Regions from separate parts of the Mus musculus genome. Here all the other regions are linked to region 3. A link is a loop called in an ENCODE intact Hi-C map of the cell type or tissue named here. Cell type or tissue: heart. All regions are shown on one strand.

Region 1 (5,000 bases), 120 kb before region 3:
GTGTGTGTGTGTGTGTGTGTGTGTGTGTGTGTGTGGTGTGTGTGTGTGTGTGTGTGTGTGTGTGTGGTGTGTGTGGTGTGTGTGTGTGTGTGTGTGTGTTTAATTCTTCAGTTCTGCTGAAGTGACTTCCCTGCTTCTCCTGATTCAGCAGTGAGCACTGAGAATTATAAGAAGCAGGATTAGCTCACAAACAAAACAGCCCATCCCTGCCTAATAACATAGCTTAGTGATAATGAGGGCAAGGCACTCTGGGAAGGCCACTCCCCTTCAGAAGTCTTAGGACATCTAAATTGGGAGTTGGTGATCTTGTAAACAAATTCAAATTACCTTCCAGCAAAACCCCAAACTACTTGTTGGAGATGGGTTTTGGCTAGAAGATGTGAATCCAGATCAAAATCAAAAGCCACATAAGTACTAAAATAGCCAAAACAGAGACGCAGTCATTACAGGAAACTCACGAGGCTTCAAAGGAGGTTTAAAGAAGGAAGAGCTGCAGCCAGAAGAGCTGGTGGCGTTGCCCGTCTGTACTGGAAATGTCGACATCCTCTGGAGAGGAAGAGGAAGGAGTTAGCGGTGCCAGACAAGCAGCTGGACAATGACAAGACAGGAAACCGGGCTGCTGATGACAGTGAACTACAAACCGGGAGGAGGGAAGCATCAAAGCTACGGGGCCGCTGAAGACTGTGGGCAGGGACAAAGTGAAAGCCGTGAGGGGCTCAGAACCAGCCACAGGCCACATACGCATGGTCTAGCGGGTAGCCAAGTCTCCATTTATTTCTGTTGAAATACCATGAAAGGTCCTTTGTCCTGTTGCAATCATCCCAGGAATATTCTATTGTATTTTGCACAGGTTCAAACATTGCCTTGAAGGGCAGCCATTCAAATGTGAGAGAACACTGTTGTAGATGTCTCAATATAGTTCTGGTTAACGTTTATAGGTAACACTTAGTATATTTGTTCCCAGTACTTTATGGAAAAATATAATTTAATCCCAAGGTTAAAGGGCCAAAACAGAACAGGTGTAAGAAATGAATTCAGTGATTGTTCTCCAGAGCTCATGCTCTAAGCCCCCCCCCCCTCCATCTTGCCTAAGAAGCCCCGTAGAGTAGAGAGATGATGGATCTATGGTATTGTCCTGAACAAACTTTCAGCTCACTTCTATTTACATCTGCTCCACTTGCCAGAATTCTCTTGCCAACCTTTGCAGCGAGAGATAGTAGCTAAATGCTCAGAATTAAAGAGCAACCCCCAAAACCTGGAAAAGAGTCTAAGTGAACAAAGCCTGCCTGGAATGGAAGAGCTCTGAGTGAAGAGAGTCAGCACAGAGAAGCAAACAGAGGACCCTGTAAGGTACAGTTCTACTAGTCTTCTCAGAATCTCAGAAGTGGAATCCTTTGACCATATGAGGGGGTGGCCGTAAGCTATTATTTAAGACCATAGCAATATTGGAGGGAACTACCTTACCAATAATCAAATGTAAGTATTACTGCTATTATTAATTAACAACTTGATGTAGTTAAGTGATGCAGCAAGGCTTTAGCTACTTTGTGGATTATTCTTTCTTCCACCCTTCTCCATCTGTTTTCTGTCCTTTTAACCCCCTAACACTAGATAGGAGAAAAAAAAGGATAGAAAGGAAAAGGGGGTGTTATCATTAATAGGTGGGACTGTTCCTGCTAACAGGGGTCTTGAGTTTCTGGGAGCAAGTTTGATCTTTGCTGTCAAGATATGTGATTTCTTCTTGTTTCTTCTTTTTGCACAGGACTACTTATCAAACTGTAATCAACAACAACCATTAACAACCAACAACCAACCAACCAACCAACCAACCAACCAACAATCAACAACTCCACCTCTCAGGGCCCTTTTTTATATATTCCCTGAAAACTTTCCAGAATTCCAAACACCACACAATCGCATAAAACTGTCTTCAAGTGTCAGAATCATGCCCCCACCAGAGCTCAAGGAAAATCAGTCAGCTGCTTCGTACACGCTGAAGCAGCCCCATGTCCCACACCTGGGAATAAAATGAAAGCACGTTCTTTTCTCTGTGTGTGTGTGTGTGTGTGTGTGTGTATGTGTGTGTATTTTAAGAAACCAAAATTCTTACCACAAAATGATATCTGAGTTTGCTTTCTATTGCTGTGATAAATATCATGGGGGAAAAAAAAAAACCCAAAACAAAAAACCACCAACACCACCAAAACGTGGGGAAGAGAGTTTATTTAGCTTACTTTTCCAGGGCATAGTCCATCTTTGAGAGTTATGGGGCAGTGAACTGTGCACAGACAGCTTGTCCCAGTTGAGCACAGGCCTTGAACTCTGGAGACCTGGTGGGTGGTGACTTTTGCCTTCATGGGACCATAGGAGTTCAGCCATGCCTCTGGGGCCCCTGGATCCAGTCGCTGCTACTGCCTCCCCTACCCCTCAGAGGTCTGTGGCCATCAGTCACATAGAAGCAGCACCAAGCCCTCCCACATGCTAATAAGATTTCCCCAAAGCTCTCAGACCAAACCAATGAGAAGTACCTGTTGTCAGACCTTTACCCACCCCAAAACTGTATACAAGAATCCTATCTGGAAGGATTAAAGGGATGCAGAGAACTACTCTGTTGTCTAAGCCTTCTGTCCTAAGAGCTGTAACACTTCGAAGAGGTCTGCTCTTCCCAAACACCCGAAACACCACCTGAAGCTCTGCTGCACTCCTCAGTGGCTAGTCGGGCCCCTCATTGGCCCAGCCCGACCCAACTCAGAGCAGGGTGGCATTGAGTAAAGGAGAGTAACCTGGAAGGCGCAGCAGAGACAGAGGTGGAGCCAACTGCAGCAGTGGAAGCAAAGGGAACTTCTGCTCCCTGCTGACACTCACTTCCCTTCACTGGAGCTCTCACATCTGACCAGGCCAGAGATCTCCATGGAAAGCCTCTGATACACAGGCCCTCAGGGAGTAGGGGAAGGAATCTGGAGGCATGAATTGAAGCGGGGACCATGGAGAAACCCTGCTTACTGGCTTGCTCTACGTGGCTACTCAGTCAATTTCTCATACAAGTCAGGACCACTTGCTAGGGAGGCCGTGCCTGGATGTCCTGGAGCCTCTCACACCAATGATTAATCAAGAAAAGGCCCCACAGACTTCCCTACAGGTGAATGTGATACAGGCATTTTCTCATTTGAGGCTCCCTCCTTCCAGATGACTCTGTTTCAAGTTGAACAAAAACAAAACTAACCAACCAGCCAACCAACCAAAAACAAACAAAATTACCCATCACAAGTGATTTGTTTAAGGTCATATATTTCAAATTTCTCTAAGTCTTATTTTACCCAAGAATAATACTGTTGTCTGGGAGGGTTCAGTTCATTTTGAATTGAACATAAGTTTGTGTCATTTAGATGTAGGCTCTTTTCTTCTTCTTCTTCTTCTTCTTCTTCTTCTTCTTCTTCTTCTTCTTCTTCTTCTTCTTCTTCTTCTTCTTCTTCTTCTTCTTCTTCTTCTTCTTCTCCTCCTCCTCCTCCTCCTCCTCCTCCTCCTCCTCCTCCTCCTTCTTCTCCTTCTCCTTCTCCTTCTCCTTCTCCTTCTCCTTCTCCTTCTCCTTCTCCTTCTCCTTCTCCTTCTCCTTCTCCTTCTCCTTCTCCTTCTTCTTCTTCTTCTTCTTCTTCTTCTTCTTCTTCTTATCTGGAGGTCACATGCAGAACCTTTCATGTGGAAGGCAAGTGCTCTACCACCGAGCTAGCATTGCATCCGGATGTGGTTTTTGGATTTTGTTTTAAAGAATTAAAACTTCAAAGATTAGATTTCTTATTTGACTGCCACCTCAGGCTTGTGTAATCCAGAGGACATGTGTCTCCAACATCCAGGTCCCATTTGGATGGCCTGTCATTAGGCCACTGCTCAGCCATGTCCCATGGGGATGGCTACTCAGAGTGACTTAGGATCTGAAGATACAGCATTCCAAATGCATAGAAAGGCTGACAAGCATCCATGGATATGAGCTACTTAAAGTACCAAAGAGTTCACTCAGTGCATACAGCCACATAAAGCACGTGGTGTGGCCACAGTGGAAGGACATTTTTATTTTTTGAGGAAAATCCAGGAATGTTTTAATAGTTTTACCCTATTGTTCATGTCAAAATGCCTTCTAAAGCCAGACTGAGGGCCGAGTAGCTGTCAGCTTTTCCCATGTGAAACCAAGAGGTCTAGATAGCTACAACTGGCTTTGAGTTAGACTATATACTGTTACACTATACAATAATGTCATATTATATTTTAGAGAATAAAAGGATAGAAATACTTAAAATATTAGATGAAAACTCACCCAATATATCACTTTTCATTAAATCAGATACTATTATATACTATAATAATGGTAATATTTTTATTTTTCAGTGCTTGGAGTTGAACTCAGGGCCTACCCCATGCTTACCAAGTACCCTACCACTTAGCCACACTCCAGCTCATACAAGTCTATTTACATAGTATATATCCCTCTGAGGGAGGATGCACTGTTATTGAAGATACTGCAATACTAGGTCAATTCATGGTATAGACAGAGCAAGTTACTATTCTACCTCCTATTCCCAAAAATCCATTTAATGCATTATCCTTTGATAAAGGACATATCAGATATTTAACTGGCAAGAACAGATAGCATTTTTTTTTCTCTTAGGCAAATTACAGAGACGTGACTCCAACCGCAAGCTCCTCTTTTTGTTTGTTTGTTTGCGTGGTTTTTTTGTTTTGGTTTTTTTTTGTTTTTTGTTTTTTTGATAGAATCTCTCTATGTAGCCCTGCCTGTTCTGGAACTTGCTATGCAGACCAGACTGGCAAGGAGCTCACAGACATCCTCCTGCCTCCACCTCCCAAAGGCTGAGATTAATGCATGCACCACCACACCTGGCTTTACAAGACTCTTAAAAATCAAGGGAACTACTGAAATACTCAAAAGAATAATAAAGTGACTTTTCTTGAGGACATTCTGCCCATTAGTTCTGGTCTTTATTTCCATG
Region 2 (5,000 bases), 120 kb before region 3:
GGTTTCTCTTTATAGCCCTGGCTGTCCTGGAACTCACTTTGTAGATCAGGGTGGTCTCGTACTCAGAAATCCACCTGCCTCTGCCTCCCGAGTGCTGGGATTAAAGGCATGCGCCACTACGTCCAGTCTTAGGAACCTTAATTGAAGGTTATAGTCTATCATTTAGCATAGCTTTTGATAATTCAGGATGTATCACATAACTAATATAACTAAATCCATATAAAATCTGTAGTGAGTCATATTGGTATACACCTTTAATCCCAGAATTTAGGAAGAAGAGGCAGGAAGATCTCTGTGAGTTCCAAGACAGCAAGGCTACACAGTGTGACTCTATCTCAAGAAATAACAAAAGAAAAAAAGAAGGAAAAGAAAATCTACTCTCCAACGTGTGTATCCTGCAAGGGAAAACAGGACTTGTGAAAAATCACTAGCAAGCATTGTACTGAAATTAGGTTAAAGGTTAGCCTGTATCATACAAAGCCAGCATGTGTAAATTCCATTGTCAACTTAGACTATTTGAGGACCTATAGAAAATCTTCTGCAGACTGTGTGCATGTGTTTGCATGTACACATGTGCATCAGACCTTTAGAAAGAAAACCGTCTTGTTACCATCCATGGACATTTTAAATTCACCTTGAGCTTAAAATATGCAAGTGACTTCTTAGAGAAACATTTTTAAATAAAATTTAAAATTCAGAATAATTATATGTTATAATTCACCTAACAGTTTATACGGGAGCTATTTCATATGTCATATGATCCTTAAACAGTCCATGAAATTTATGTAGACTTTGTGCATCGCAGGCTGTAAGAGTGCTTATAGCCGATAATGACTGCTTATCAACAAGAAAGCCAGCACATTTGACCACAGTCCAAAAGTATAAAAGTGGTGCCTACAGATAATCTATTTCTAGCTCTTAAGGAAGCAACGTCATTACTAACTGGTTGCGGTGCAGGTATTGAGCGGCCTCAAAGGTTAAACATGAAAGGGCAGTCAGAAAATTGACTCTCAAACATCCATATCTTTCAAGCGTCATGGTGGTGTTCCCCAGACACATCTCTCACTCCACAGAGATCTAAAATGGCTAAGGTACTTCTTAGAAGTGTGTGTGAGCCTCCAGTTGTCTAAAATTAAAATACCTACTTCTCTAAAAACTTACTGTGGGCTTGGACAGATGTCTTAGTAGCTAAGAGTACTTATTCCTCAATCTTGAGGATCTGAGACTTCAGATCCTAGCACTCATGTGGCACACACACACACACAAACACACACAAACACACACAGACACACACAGAGACACACAGATAATCACACATACACTGACATACTCATATACACATAGACACACACACACAAACACACACATTTACACAAAGACACACAACACACACATTCACACAAAAATACATACACGCAAACACACACACGCAAACACACAGACACACACAGATAATCACACATACACTGACATACTCGTATACACATAGACACACAAACACACATTTACACAAAGACACACAACACACACATTCACACAAAAATACACACACACAAACACACATGCACTCACATACAGACACACACTAAGACACACACACAAACTTGGCCGTGATTGAACCACATGACCACTCTTGAGTCTGTTCCTGACAGGGGGAAGACATTGTATAGACCAACTAGGCTACTCATGCAAACTGGAATCAGCCTTTCTCAGACTTATGATTAGGTGGGAAGAAAGGAGAAAAAGAAACAAGGAAGATTCTTTTAGAAATAAGCAATCAACAACATTCATCGTGTTCAGAACTTGTAAAACCTTTAGTGCTCTATTCTAATGGTGGTTTGACATCAAAACTTTTCATCATTAACACAGTTCCATCTTCAGAGACTTTAGTCATTTTCCTAATTACAGGAGAATGTCTCCAGAAGTATTTAGAACACAGCAAAAGAAAAAGAAAGTCAATTAACACAGGCTTCTATTTTATATATACTTTAGCAACAAAAGAAATTTCAATTTATGCCTAAAAATAACATACCACACTCCCTTCTGGAGAGGCAACAGTAGTGAGTGGACTCTATTGCAAGAGCCAATGTCAGAGAGGAGCCTGTCACCACACAGGGTTTTGGTTCCTTCTCTATCCCCTCCCCCACTTAGAAGTCACCCTTCAGCATTATGCCCATGTGTACTTGCCAACTTTCTGCATCATGACACAAAGACATTGCTGGTTAGGATCATTGTGGCCGGGAGAAAGGCAGGCGTGAAGCCAGCTGGGCTTCCACGAAATGCACACTGTTTGCGGAATGGCCACTCTGTTTTGAAAGCTCCCTTTATGAAAGGCTAGCATAAAGTCAACAGCCCACGGTCACTCAAATCTGTGCTTTGGTTTCATTGCCTCAGCCCACCACTTCCCTACCCAGGAGAACTATAGTTAAGTTGTGTTTTTAAATATGTCCCCAGGGGAGTGTTGAGTAAGATGAAAAACATGCCGGGTCAACGATAAATCATTTCGGGAAAAGGGGGCACTTCAGGAAAATTAAACAAAGCAGAGAAAAGCCTTAGCTTGCAGTTTGTTGTTACAGAATTTGAGTGACGCTTCTCCACGCTCAGACCAATACTAAACAGGAAGCTCTGAACAGGAAGAAGAAAAAAAAATCCTCCAGCCCAGAGTACAGACAAGAACAGACAATGGTACAATCATTGTCCTTTTAAACAAAACCATGGTGTCTAGTTCTTTAACCCTTTCTACTTAACCTGATGATTGGGAGAAGAATGTCTACAATGACAACCGGGTAACTCTAAAAACCCTACAAGGCTGGAATACAACGTTTCAAAAGTATTAAAAAACTCAGCTACTTCCCCAAATAGCTCCCATCCTTTGTGCCCTGGCGACAATGTGCAGGTAAATTGCTCTCCCTGGAATCTTTGCAGACGAGAAGGTATACAGGAAAACAATGTGCACAGCTCCTTCAGCCAACATTTAGAAATACATTCTGAGGGGACCCTCGTGGTTTTAGATTGGTGAATTGTATTGTGGCCTTTCTATTTTTATTTGGTGCACAATCCTAACACTCAGTTGTCTACTAATTGCGACTGTCATATCGTCCCACAACAGTGTCAGCCCAAATTCATTAGCTGAGCTCATCTCTGGCTGCCTCCATAGCAACTAGCTGAGGATGTTAAGGGATTTCCCCAGGAGCCCGGGCTGAACAAAAACACGTTGTCGTTTCTTTCATTTTTAGCTCTTGTCTACCCCAAGAGGAACTGGATAGAATTGAGAAAATATTTTTCATCTTGAAACACAACTAACCAACCAGGTCAAAGGCCAGGTCTGGTTCTTAGATGCCCTACTGACATCATCTTCCGTTGAAGGCTGAATACCTTACCTATCATTTGCCTCAAATAAATGACTCTGTTCTCTCAACTTATGTTTCATACTTCCTAAAATTGACATTGCTAGGATGAATATGTTCCTTTTTAAAAAAGATATTTTTTAATTCTTTCAGAATTTTATACGATGTGTTTTTGTTGTATTGACCCTTCCCAGCTTCTATATCCACTCTCTCTACTCTAACCTTCTGTGATGGTTTGTATGTGCTTGGCCCAGGGAGTGGCACAATTAGAAGGTGTGGCCTTGTTGGAGTGGGCGTGGCAATGTAGGTGTGGGCTTTAAGACCCTCATCCTAGCTGTATGGAAACCAGTCTTCTAATGGCCTTCAGATGAAGATGTAGAACTCTCAGCTACTTCTGCACCATGCCTGGATGCTGCCATGTTCCTGCCTTGATGATAATAGACTGAACCACTAGACCTGTAAGCCAGCCCCAATTAGATGTTGTCCTTATAAGAGTTGCCTTGGTCATGACATCTGTTCACAGCAGTAAAACCCTAACTAAGACACCTCCCTACCTATGTAACTTTTGAACCCATTCCTCAACCACACTGAGTCAACTGCTCTTGGGAGAGAGGCCTGCCCTGGAATTTGGTCCACCTACCTGAAGTGATGTGATTAAAGAGAGTTCACTCTCCCTCTCCTTGAAGCTCATAGCTCTTCAGCTAGTGGCAGATTTCCTCCTGACAACCTACCCACCTTCATGCTGGGATTGGATTGTGTTTGGCTGGAGGTTGCACGGGTCTTGTGCACATTGTCACAGCCCGTCTGAACTCATGTGTGCACCTGCCCTGTCATTTATGGAAAACAGTGTTTCCTGAAGTCATGTTCTACCTCTGGCTCTCAGTCCTTCAACTCCATCATTAGTCTACTTCCCTGAGCCATGGTGGGAGGGGATGATATAGATTTCCCATTTAGGGCTGATCACTCCACACAGTCTCTCACTCTTTTCCCATTGACCACTTCTGGGTCTCTATCAATCATTGTCTGACTATAGGAAGCTTCTCTGGCGGGAGTTGAGAGGTGCTCCAATCTGTAGGCACGGCAGCAAGTCATGGGGAATGTTTTGAATACTCAGTTATTCAGTCCACTTGACAGAATAATAATCATAGGTTCTCTCCTAGGGCCCATAATCTACCTAGTCATAGCTTCTTGGCCCTGTTACTAGTGCCAGGAATGAGTTCCATCTCACTGGGGGGGGGGGGATGGAGGGGGGCTGTCTTAGATCCAATCAGAAACTGATTGGTTGTGAATACATTTTTTTAGATCACATAAGGAATTTTTTAGATCACATAAGGAATTAGAACACATAAGGAATCACATAATACATTTTTTAGATCACATAAGGAAGGTAAGCACGGATGTATGATTATACCACATATTTAACACTCTCATTAATATAAAAATTTATTAAGAATAGTTAAAAAAGTTAATGTCCCCTTAGGGCATTAACTAGTACCATAAGGGAAGCTGAGGGCAGTGACTTTCATCACCTGTTGTGAGTCCTTCCAGCTCTTGGTGGCTATGACTTCATGAATATACAGGTTCCAGTTGGTTGCTCATCATGATGGTTGAGGAGATCAGTTTGCATTACCAGAGTGCATAGAGCAAGCAGGA
Region 3 (5,000 bases):
TCAGATGTGCTGGCTTGTCTCCAGTGTGGATTCAGAAATACAAACTGTTCCCACCCATCCTGGCAACAAAATATTCTAAAACTTCAGTGGCAGTTCAGGGCCAAAGATGGACCTGAAACCACATTAATAGTCACTGGAAGTATTTAGCCCTAATGTTTGCTCATTCTCTGAAACTTCTGTGTTCTCTTTTTTTTTCTTCTTTTTCTTTTTTGTTTTGTTTTGTTTTGTTTTGGGGGGGGGGGGCAGAGGTGAGACAGGGTTTCTCTGTGTATCCCTGGCTGTCCTGGAACTCATTCTGTAGACCAGGCTGGCCTCAAACTCAGAAATCCACCTGCCTCTGCCTCCCAAGTGCTGGGATTAAAGGTGTGCGCCACCACTGCTCCCCTGGCCTGTCCTCTCTAATTAAAGGGTCTGACCCTCTATCTCTCTCCAGACTATACAGTGGATACAGGATAAGGTTGCTTCTTGTCACGTACAACAGGCCTTCCCATTTTGGTCCCGAATGCAGCTGTGTTCAGAGCTGAGGAGTTTCATAAGCAACTGGATCAGGAATGGTCACTTTAACCTCAACAATAGATCAATCCATTGATGGTGTCCTAATTTAATGGGAAACAGTGGAAGCTTAAGGGGTAAGACTCCCTAAAGAGAGCAGATCCCTTAGGAGCGGCCTCAGAGCTCCCTGTATTCTCCCTGGCACTGCCCACACTTGGTCTCTGCGTCTTGGCGGCCATGAGGTGGGGTATTCTCCTCTGCCAGGGACTCTGTTATGAGCATGTCCTGCCTCACGTTGAATGATTAGCAACGGAGCCAGCTGACCTGACCTGGGCTAAAATCTCTAAAACCATGAGCTAAAAAGACATCTTTCTTCCTTTTAAATTCTTCCTCTCAGATGTTCTGTCACACAGACAAAATGCTAACACATCTCTTAATTCGAGACCTAATTTGAGTCAGGATTTCCTCATGTGTAAAATAGGGAGATGGCTGTTTCTATTGCTGGGAGGAAATAAGATAGATTATGCTGTCAGCCAGCATCTTGTGTTTTTACTAGGTGTCAGGTGACAGGCAAAGTGTTAGAAAGTGAGCTCTCAAAGCTGGGGATTTGTGCAATGTTTATTCACTGGTGTATATGAAAAAAAAAAAACTGTATTCAATGATTTAAACATAAGCCTCAGAATAACCTAGTTAGTGAGAGAGACATCATTAACAGCACAGGAAGATGCTGGAGGCACAGGAAGCAATAGTGAAATCCCCACCATACAGCTATTGGGTCGACCCGACTGAACCCAGGCATCTAGATTGCAAAGGAATGAACCGTTAATCCCCAAGCCCTGTGGCCCCGGACCCAAACTGATGCTTGACATTTGTTGATCCAATATAATGTGGAAATTTCTAAGAAGTATTATCAAGCCATCCTTTAAGCTTGTAAAAAGTAGAGAATTACTCCATAGTGCAAGCCAAGTGATCTAACAATAGAGCTTTAAACACATCCTTCCTGAAGGGGATTACAGCAGCTACATTTTCTTGTACTTCCTCCTGCTGGCATTTCTACCGATTTCTCAACACCAACAGATCTGCGGACAGTGGTCTGATCTTCGTTTGAGTTTAAAAGTACCTTTCTAGGCAGTTTGAAACTTCCACCTTCAGGAAAACCAGTAATGATTCTTCATAGAATAACCTTTTAGTCTGCTTTTTATGATGTTGGTGAGGAGTAGAAACTGAAGTTCTCTCGGGGGCAGGAACCTCTTCTCTTTAACGCACCTCCTGGGGAAGAATTTTGCCCCGGCTGCTCAACTTTCTATTGGCACAGGACCCAGAACTTCTATATATGGCTATTTGCAATCACAAACCACATACCTCTACCTCGATACCTCACCTGCTGACTCAAGAAGCAGGGGAGGTGATTCATGTCTAGTGAATAGAATTCTGTTGCAATCAAAGAAAACGGTGTCTTTTAAAAGAGAAAACCGAAGTTCCCCAACTCTCAAAGTCCAATACATCTTTCTCCTACCTATACAAAGTAAAGCTAAAAGACACTTGGAGGGGAGAAAGATCTCTCATGGGAGCCTTAGGAAAAAAGTTCTCAGCACAGAACTCTGAGCAGGGGCAGGAGACCTTCCTCTAACCCTTCTTCTTTTAAATGTTTCCGAGACATTTAGGAATGAGCAGTCCCCTGGATGTGAGCTTGGGCTGCAAGACCCTAAGTTTGATAACTTACTCAGCTCGGCCCTTGTGCCCCCCAGGTCAAGTCTCTTCTATTTCCATAGAAGGGAAGAGGGCTTGGGGGAAGGGAGGGGAGGGAACAGCCCCAGGAGCAAGCTGCGCTCACGACCTGGGACTCCGCGGGAACCTGATGTTCCGTGGTTGTAGAGGGGCGGGCATGGGAAACTTACCCTTGGGGCCGCGGAGGCGAAGCCCAGGCAGAAGCTCAGCGAAGGTGAAAGATCAGCCTCGGCCGGCCGTAGCTCCCGGCTAGCCTGGGTGGCAACCCAGACCGCACCCTTCCTCAGCCCCTCCTCCTGTTTCTACTCACGGACTGCCCAGGACCGGCTTGCAAGTGGCTCTTGGATCCAGGATCCTCTCTGCTCCAGTCGTGACCTACCCACCACGCCCCCCTCGCAAGCCCTCCCCTTCCCCTGTCTCCCTCACATCCTCCTCCAGCTTCCTCCAAACCCAAACCCTTTCCTCTGTCTTCTTTCTTTTCACTTTTCTCACCCCCCGCCCATCCCCCGCCCACCCCCACTCCCACCCCCTCCTTTTAGGGCTTGGCTCATTTTCTAGACAGCATGGATTCAGAGTTGACAGTCCTCACAGGTACCTATACTAAGTATGGCTTACTTACCTAGAGGGTCCTTCGAGTCAGGCACTGGTCTAAACCCCGCATGATAACCAAACTACAAGACAGATGCGATTGTACTCATTTTACAAGGAGTCACAGAGGCAAGGGAGGTCAAATCATACAGAAAGAACGGCAGAGCTAGATTTTGAGTTTATGAGTCTGAGGAGTGTCTCTGCTTGGCCTTTTGACTCTAAAGGGAGGATTAGAGCTCAGAGAAGCACCAGTGTTTGTGTTTTGAGCCCTCAGAACCACAGGTAAGTCACGGAGGATAAACATTAAATTCCCACTAAAATGGCCAGTTTTGTGTCAGCTCCCCACAAACTAGAACCCTTAATTGAGAAAGTGACTCCCATAAAATGAGGTTTAGGCAAGCCTTTAGGACTCTGTTTCCTTAATTAGCGTTTGAGGTGGGAGGACCCAGACCATTGTGGGCGGTGCTATCCCTGGGCTGCTGGTCCTTGTATGCCTTTAAGGACTGATCAAGTCCTAGAGAGCAAAATAGACAGCATTCTTCCCTTGGCCTTTGCGCAAGCTCCTGCTTCCGGTTCCAGGGTCCCTCTAGGTTCCTGCCCTGACTTCTTTCAATGGCAGGGTGTGCTGCGGACGCATAAACTGAAACAAACTCGTTCCTTCCTCCTCAAGTTTCTTTTCGCCACGATGTTTTACCCCAGCAATAGAAACCTAAAGACATCCACTTAATATCGGGTAGTGTCTGTGAAAGAAGATAGGTGGAAAAGCCACTAATTATCAGACATTGAAGTTAGTGGACTATGTCATCTGTTTACTTTTACATTCTTCAGGTTGTTTCTAGGACACAGAAGTTTTTATTAAAGCCTGTGGAACAGAGGGGCTAGGGGAATATCTCAGAGGGTAAAAAGTTTGTAAAAAACGAGGTCCTAAGTTTGAATCCTCAGGACCCATGTAAAATTTGGTATTAATCTGTGTTTTGGAGCTGGCTGGCAAACCAGCTTAACCAATGGTAAGTTCCTGGTTCTGTGTGAGACTCTGTCAAGGGAATAAGGCAGACAGCAACACTGGAAGACATACTGCTCTGGTTTCTGCATGCTCAGACACACACAACAAACGCATGTGCATATACACCCCACTACCACTATCACCACCACCACCACCACCACCACCACCACCACCATCACCACCACAACCTCCAGCATCACCACAACCTCCAGCATCACCATCATTACCCTCATCATCACCGTCATCATCACCACCACCACCACCACAAAACATAAAGATGTACAGAAGAGGAAGCAAGTGTAGACAAACTGAGTGAGCAGGTCAAGTAAGTGGATGTGGTCAGCAGACCAGCCCTGATGTTACTCTACCTCGGTGCAGAACTTCATCAAGAATCTTAGGTTTTCTGTATTGGGGCATAGTTATAGTTTTTCTCATATGTTATTTTATGTTAGTTCCAAATATTGATGTAGCAGTACTATAAAATACTATTTATTAGTTCTTAATTCCTTTTACATTTATTTATGTCTGTATATGTGCCTATGTGTGCATATTTGTGTATGTGTGCATGCTTTTGTGTGTGGCATGTTTAATGGCATATGAACTCAGATGGGAGGTATGTGTTTGTGTGTGCATGTGTATGTGCATGCAATTGTATGTGAGCTCAGATGGTGTGTGTGTGTGTGTGTAAACTTGTATCTGTATAGGTGACACGTGAGCTCAGATGCTGTGTGTGTATGTATGTGTGTATGGAATGGTATGGAATGGTATGTATAGTGTGTGTGTGTGTGTGTGTGTGTGTGTGTGTGTGAGTTCACAAGCACAATGGCATGTGAACTCAGATGGTTAAGGTCCGTGGCAGGTGCCTTTACCCACTGATCCCTGTAGGTGGTCTGGTCAGGTTTGAAAACTTAAATCAAATGCCCAGGGTCATAGTGTTACTAACAAGCCTGACCACACAGAACAGATTGCTAGTGAGGATAAAAGAAGAAAGTGGTCCAGCCATATGGAAGATAATTTAGTTGCTTCTTACAAAACTAAATATAGTCTTATTATTCAATCCAGGAATTGTGCTTACTGGTGTTTGTCCAAGTATCACGGAAGCTCTGTGCTCGCTAACAACTACACATACGTATTTGTACCAGCTTTATTCGTAATTGCGGAAATGTGAAAGTACCAAGATGTCCTTCAG
Region 4 (5,000 bases), 200 kb before region 3:
CAGGCATACACACACACAGGATACACACCACGAATACCAAACAGAAACACTTAAAGCAAAAGTCAGTGGAAGCCGTGCATGTTGATAACAACCTGCGTACGAGCCCAGCACTAGAAGGCTGAAGCAGGAGGATGGAAAAGTCAAGGCTTGCCTAGTAACTTTAGCAGAACTGTCTCAAGTCTGGTGTGACGGGCCTACCTTCATGTGTGTGTCCTCTTGCACATGCACGCGTACACACACACACACACACACACACACACACACTGAACACTCTAACAGTGATATCAATGCTCCGTTACTGAGTAACAGAGTGAGGGCTATAAGATTTACAGTCTACTGATGAAATGTTAGTACTTTTCTTAATACTAAGAGACCTGAAACTCAGTGAGAAGGGCTAACACCATTCAAGCTACACTTCAGTGTACTACTGAACAACTGACAGTATACTCGTGAGTTGACAGCCACCGATGCTAACACCTACCCAACTTAGTTCACACTTGAAATTCCTCTTGAATCAATAGCTAGCAAAGTTTGCAATAGAACAAACCTATCAAAACCACTCAGAAACCCTTCTCAAAATCTGGCAATCTCGTCCCTCCACTTCACCAATGTTCAGAAGGGGGGGGCGGTGCTGTTAATGTGAACAATGGCCTACAAAATCAAGACACACACTCCTGATAATGTAAGTCTGCTTTTCCTTTATTTTATAGACAGAAGCCCTCAGCTCTTTCTTGTGCTGGTTCCTTTTGTTCATGGAATTTCAAAACTACAAATGGGAGCTGCCTTGTTTTTCAAACACAGAATATCAAGACGGCTCCCTACAGTCTCTGGTTTTCTTATTCTTATTTTTAAGTCACTCACATACATACAAGAGATTATTTCTCAGGGACTTTTTCAACATATTTCTTAATATTCCACATTCAAAACTTCAGAGGTCAAGGCATGCAATAAGAAATCAGAAAGTATTTTCTACAAACCAATTACACCAGAGATACAAAACTAAAGTCAAGAAATATTTTTAACACGGAGTAAACTTTGTTTTCCCTAGCTATGCTTTTACACGCTGTCATAACCTCCTTCAGACAATAAAAGAGCCACCAAAACCTCACATGGAAAAGTTAAACTGTTCCACTTTGCCTGTTAAAGTACTAACAAAATGACACAGAGAGGACAAAAAACGGGACCTTGTGTGAAGATTCTAAACAACGAAGATAAACGTGCTTCAAGTTTACTCCCACACGCCACCCCTAAGCAGCCACTGAACTTGGAAGACCGTGCCAACACACACACACATACACAGAGAGAGAGAGAGAGAGAGACATATTATCTGTATACATATAGCCATATACAGTGGTTTGGGAGTCCTGTTTTGTTTTGGTTTTTAGCAGAAACAAACCCCAGCGGAGTCCACCGCCCTGGAAGTCCGGGAGGCTCGGACCCGAAAGCAACGCAGGACACCGGCCAGACAGTGTCCCAGCACTGCTCCATCTGACCCCCTAATGAGTCACGGGTCCAATCATGACACCACATCACTTACTGGGACGTCTTCTATTTCTTTCCTCGCGCCAGGAAGAACAGAGAAAGATTTCAAACTCCTAAGCAGGCAATCGTGCCCGCACCGGAGCTGCCAGCGGCTTCACACCGGAGCCACTGTCCAGCCGCCGCCGGGCCGGCCCCGCAGCCGCCGCCACACCCCGGCCTCCCTCACCTGCCTCCCGCCGCGCCCGTACCTTCGGCCAGCGACTCCTCCAGGGTGACCTGGTAGCGGCCGACGGCGAACACCCGGACCCCCATGGACGAGCTTGCGAAGCCGCCGCCGAGCCCGCCGCCCGCGGCCCCGCCAGCCGCCGCCCCGCCGCCGCTGCCCTCCGACTTGGGCATCCGAGAGAACTTCTTCATGGTCCCGCCGGCGCGCTGGAGGGCACCAGGAGGGCACTAGGGCGCGCGAGGGCGAGAGCCCAGACCCGCGCGTCGCACAGCGGAGCGCCGGGCGCGGCCGACCGTCTTCGAGGGGTCGCCGCCCTTCGCGCGCGCGAGCGTCGGTGCGCAGCGGCTCGCCGCGCCTCACATTCCGCGCGTCCCGAGCGCGCAGCCCTGGCCGCCCGCTGCAGCTGCCCGGCGCCCGCAGAGCCAGCGGGGAGGGCGGGGCCGGGGCGGGGCCGGGGCGGAGCCTGGCGCGCGGGGCGCGAGCTGCCCGGGAAGAGGGAGGGGCCGGCCGAGGGGGGCGTGGCGCTAGGCCCGGCGGCCTGCGTGCCCTGGAGACCGCAGCTCGGCCCGGCCCGGCTCACACCGATGCCGCCCGCCCCTTGCGGCTGTTGGGGGGCGCGGCGCCGGTGCCAACCGCTTGCAGAGCCGGGCGCCGAGCCCCGCGCGCAAGCGCGCTGTCCCCGCCGCCGGAAGTGACGGTTCCGGCCCGTGTCACGTGGAGGAGGAACGGGCACATCGACGTGGGGGCTGGGGCTAGGGGTGAAGTCCGGGGTCCGGGTTATCAAGGAGGTGGAACCCACGCGGATCGGTGGGGCTACTCGGGTTGGAATTGTGTGTGCCGCTCTGGAGTCCTTAAATGCCGCCAGCAGCGTGACCCACTCTCGGAAGCTGCCGGCTTCGAGTCTCAGCCAGTTTTCCAGACTCTATCCCGAGAGGATCGGTTTTCCAGGGCTCCCCGGAGCGTGGGCGGAGGAGCAGCGCGAAGCTCGCAGGTTCCCACGGGGCGACTTGCGAAGCCCAGGTGTCCTCGCACTGTACCGGATGTTTGCTCTCAGAAGCGTTCTGCGGTTTAAGAATTACTTGGGAGAGCTTTAAAAGCTCTGTGTGTACAATGTCGGAGCCGTGCGATTGTGTTCAGAAAAAGATATTAAGATTTTTAAATATCATTAATCGCCATTGGCTGGAGAAGACGTAACCCTGTCGCCCAAGGTCACACAGCTGGCTTGTGGCCTGGAGCATCAAAAGTCTTAGTTACTCGCTTTCAGCCATTCTGAAAAAGTAGGTTAGGGTCAGATCCTTAGTCCAGGCCGGCAGACTTAGGACTGTTTGGAAACAGAGGCAGCACCAATCTCTGACCCCACCCGAACAAAAGATTCGCCCGTTGGAAAAAGAACTCCCGATTGCCTCACTTTTCATAAACTGCAAGAGTCTCATGCCAGTGGGAAGGGCACAGGAATTCGGGCAGAGGGCATGTGGGAGTGGAAAGGATGGCAAAATGGAGAAAATGTGCAAAGAGAAGGATTTTCGCTCCAGCCCACTTCCTGGACATGGAGTCACATACAGCCTGAGCTGGCCTGGACCTCATTAGCTACCAGAGATAGCCTTAAACTTGTGATCTTCCTGTCTCTGCCATTGTGCCCCCTAGTACTGGGATTATGAGCAAGCCTCGCCATCAGGCCTAGCTTGGCCTCTATAGAAAATAGGTTCGGTAGCCCGAGGCTAATTCTAGCTGAAGCAAGAGAACCACGAATCGGAGGCCAGCCTGGAATGCATGCCAAGATCTTTTAATTTAAAATAATAATAACGGTGCTTGAAGTTCCCAATTTCTTAAGCTAAAAAATGTAAATTTTTCTCTCTACCCATAGTGTAATATTTCTCCAATTTTCTCAAATATCAGCCTAATGATGTTTTCTCCGCCGCTGTTTTCTTTGTCTTTTTAATGAGGTACGGGCAGAGACATTAGGAAATATGCTTATTCAAAAGACAGCTTATAACCCTCTGTTCACTCTTCTCTCTGCTGTTTGAAGAGAAGCTGTTTGTCCGACACACACAGGGCTCCAGATTCAGGCATTTCTGCCACATAACCCACTAAACTGACATTCTTCATCCAAAGGCCTGACATTTAAAGTACATTCCAGCTCAGTGGAAGTCGGATTACATGTCAGATGATTGATGTGTTGTGGCACTTGGGAGTTTCCATTTAGAAATGAGCTGGCCATCTTCCTTACTGTGAGGAGTCTTAGGAGTCGCCTTTCTCCAACAGTTAGTTGTGGTTTTTTTCAAGCAGAATAGTGGAGAAATCTAGTCATTTTGTGCGATTCAAAACTGGATTGGCTTAACAAGCAGTTTGGGCCTCACACAACTTAACCTCATCAGAACACGAGAATAAAAAACCCATAACCATAAGGCCACCATTGCTTTGGTAAAGAAAAGCACTTCCTTGAACCCACAGATCCTGACTGGGGATTTTGAAAGTTAATGTTTAGGACCCTACTGAAAACAAGTCACCACCAAGGCATCCATTGAGTTTCGAGGAAATGTGCATGCAAGCCTGAAAACCCGAGGTCAGTCTCTGGGACACATGGCACAACCTCAGCTCCTGTAAGCTGTCATCTGACTACACACACACACATATATACTCCTAATTCATAACTGTTTGAAACTATTCTTTAATTAAAGGGTGGTGAGGCCCTGGAAATGGCTCAGCAGGTCAAGGCATTTACAGCACAGGCCTGGTGATGTAAAAATTTACATAATACTAAAACATCTGAGAAAAAGGTTTTAAGATACTGAGCTGTTCACAACGGCACATTTAACATGAAACACATTTCTGCAATAGAACTTCAGCTACATCCTGACCTGTTTACCACTCTACTAGGCCGAATGAATATGGAGAACAGGGCCTAAAAATGAGACATGCTAAAGTCTCATGTTAATAGCCAACTTTATTCAGAGCATCAGACAATTTATATCCTGAGGGTTAAGCAGAGTCACATGAGTAATGTGTACAATTACAAACCCAAGCCACACATGGTGAAAACATGTTTTTCCATAGGAGCATGTGAATAGCAACAGTCAAAGTAAACTACCTGCTGCACCTGGAGGGCCACAGAAATACACTCCGAACATTTCTCTGTTTTAAAGAAGAGTCTGTGACTCTTCTCTTCTTGGTGTTTTCTCACACTCAGAATTCTCTCATGACTCTAGTGTCCTGACACTGTTATGTTTTTTTCTGAAGGTTTTTTTAACTATTGCTTTATGTATATAGATATTTTGCCTACATGTATATCTAT

Evidence for each region. Hi-C counts contacts between places; a loop is a spot of excess contacts. Peaks named below come from ENCODE experiments on the same cell type or tissue, not always from the same donor. Only the 100,000 strongest peaks of a DNase experiment are listed, where the experiment ranks them.
Region 1: it touches region 3 in a loop (2.9-fold over the local background); 5 of 42 quality-filtered maps call a loop at or near these places.
Region 2: it touches region 3 in a loop (3-fold over the local background); 5 of 42 quality-filtered maps call a loop at or near these places.
Region 4: a loop joins it to region 3, with 2.1 times the contacts of the local background. A loop is called at or near these places in 3 of 42 quality-filtered maps.

What each region holds. Positions count from the first base shown.
Region 1 is chr5:96,907,312-96,912,311 of GRCm38, reverse strand. Gm24623 (a small nuclear RNA gene) reads right to left here and starts at 4,680; the gene lies at 4,487-4,680. It overlaps Gm33370 (predicted gene, 33370), which reads left to right. Exons shown (of 3, transcript NR_168888.1): 2 at 1,185-1,350; 3 at 1,763-2,042. In heart, no CTCF peak of the experiment used is centred here; DNase peaks (open chromatin) are centred at 261, 591 and 2,901; H3K4me3 peaks cover 543 bases; H3K27ac peaks cover 1,029 bases.
Region 2 is chr5:96,915,299-96,920,298 of GRCm38, reverse strand. All of the region lies in intron 1 of Gm33370 (predicted gene, 33370), which reads left to right. Among named protein-coding and RNA genes, the nearest start is that of Gm8013, 3.5 kb to the left of the region's middle. In heart, no CTCF peak of the experiment used is centred here; a DNase peak (open chromatin) is centred at 2,278; H3K27ac peaks cover 2,577 bases.
Region 3 is chr5:96,790,954-96,795,953 of GRCm38, reverse strand. It overlaps Anxa3 (annexin A3), which reads right to left and starts at 2,569. Exons shown (of 13, transcript NM_013470.2): 1 at 2,391-2,569. In heart, no CTCF peak of the experiment used is centred here; DNase peaks (open chromatin) are centred at 3, 2,543 and 3,383; H3K4me3 peaks cover 1,997 bases; H3K27ac peaks cover 1,536 bases.
Region 4 is chr5:96,994,827-96,999,826 of GRCm38, reverse strand. It overlaps Bmp2k (BMP2 inducible kinase), which reads right to left and starts at 2,138. Exons shown (of 16, transcript NM_080708.1): 1 at 1,731-2,138. The coding sequence starts at 1,899. In heart, a CTCF peak has its summit at 2,321; DNase peaks (open chromatin) are centred at 1,506, 1,876 and 2,296; H3K4me3 peaks cover 3,439 bases; H3K27ac peaks cover 3,326 bases.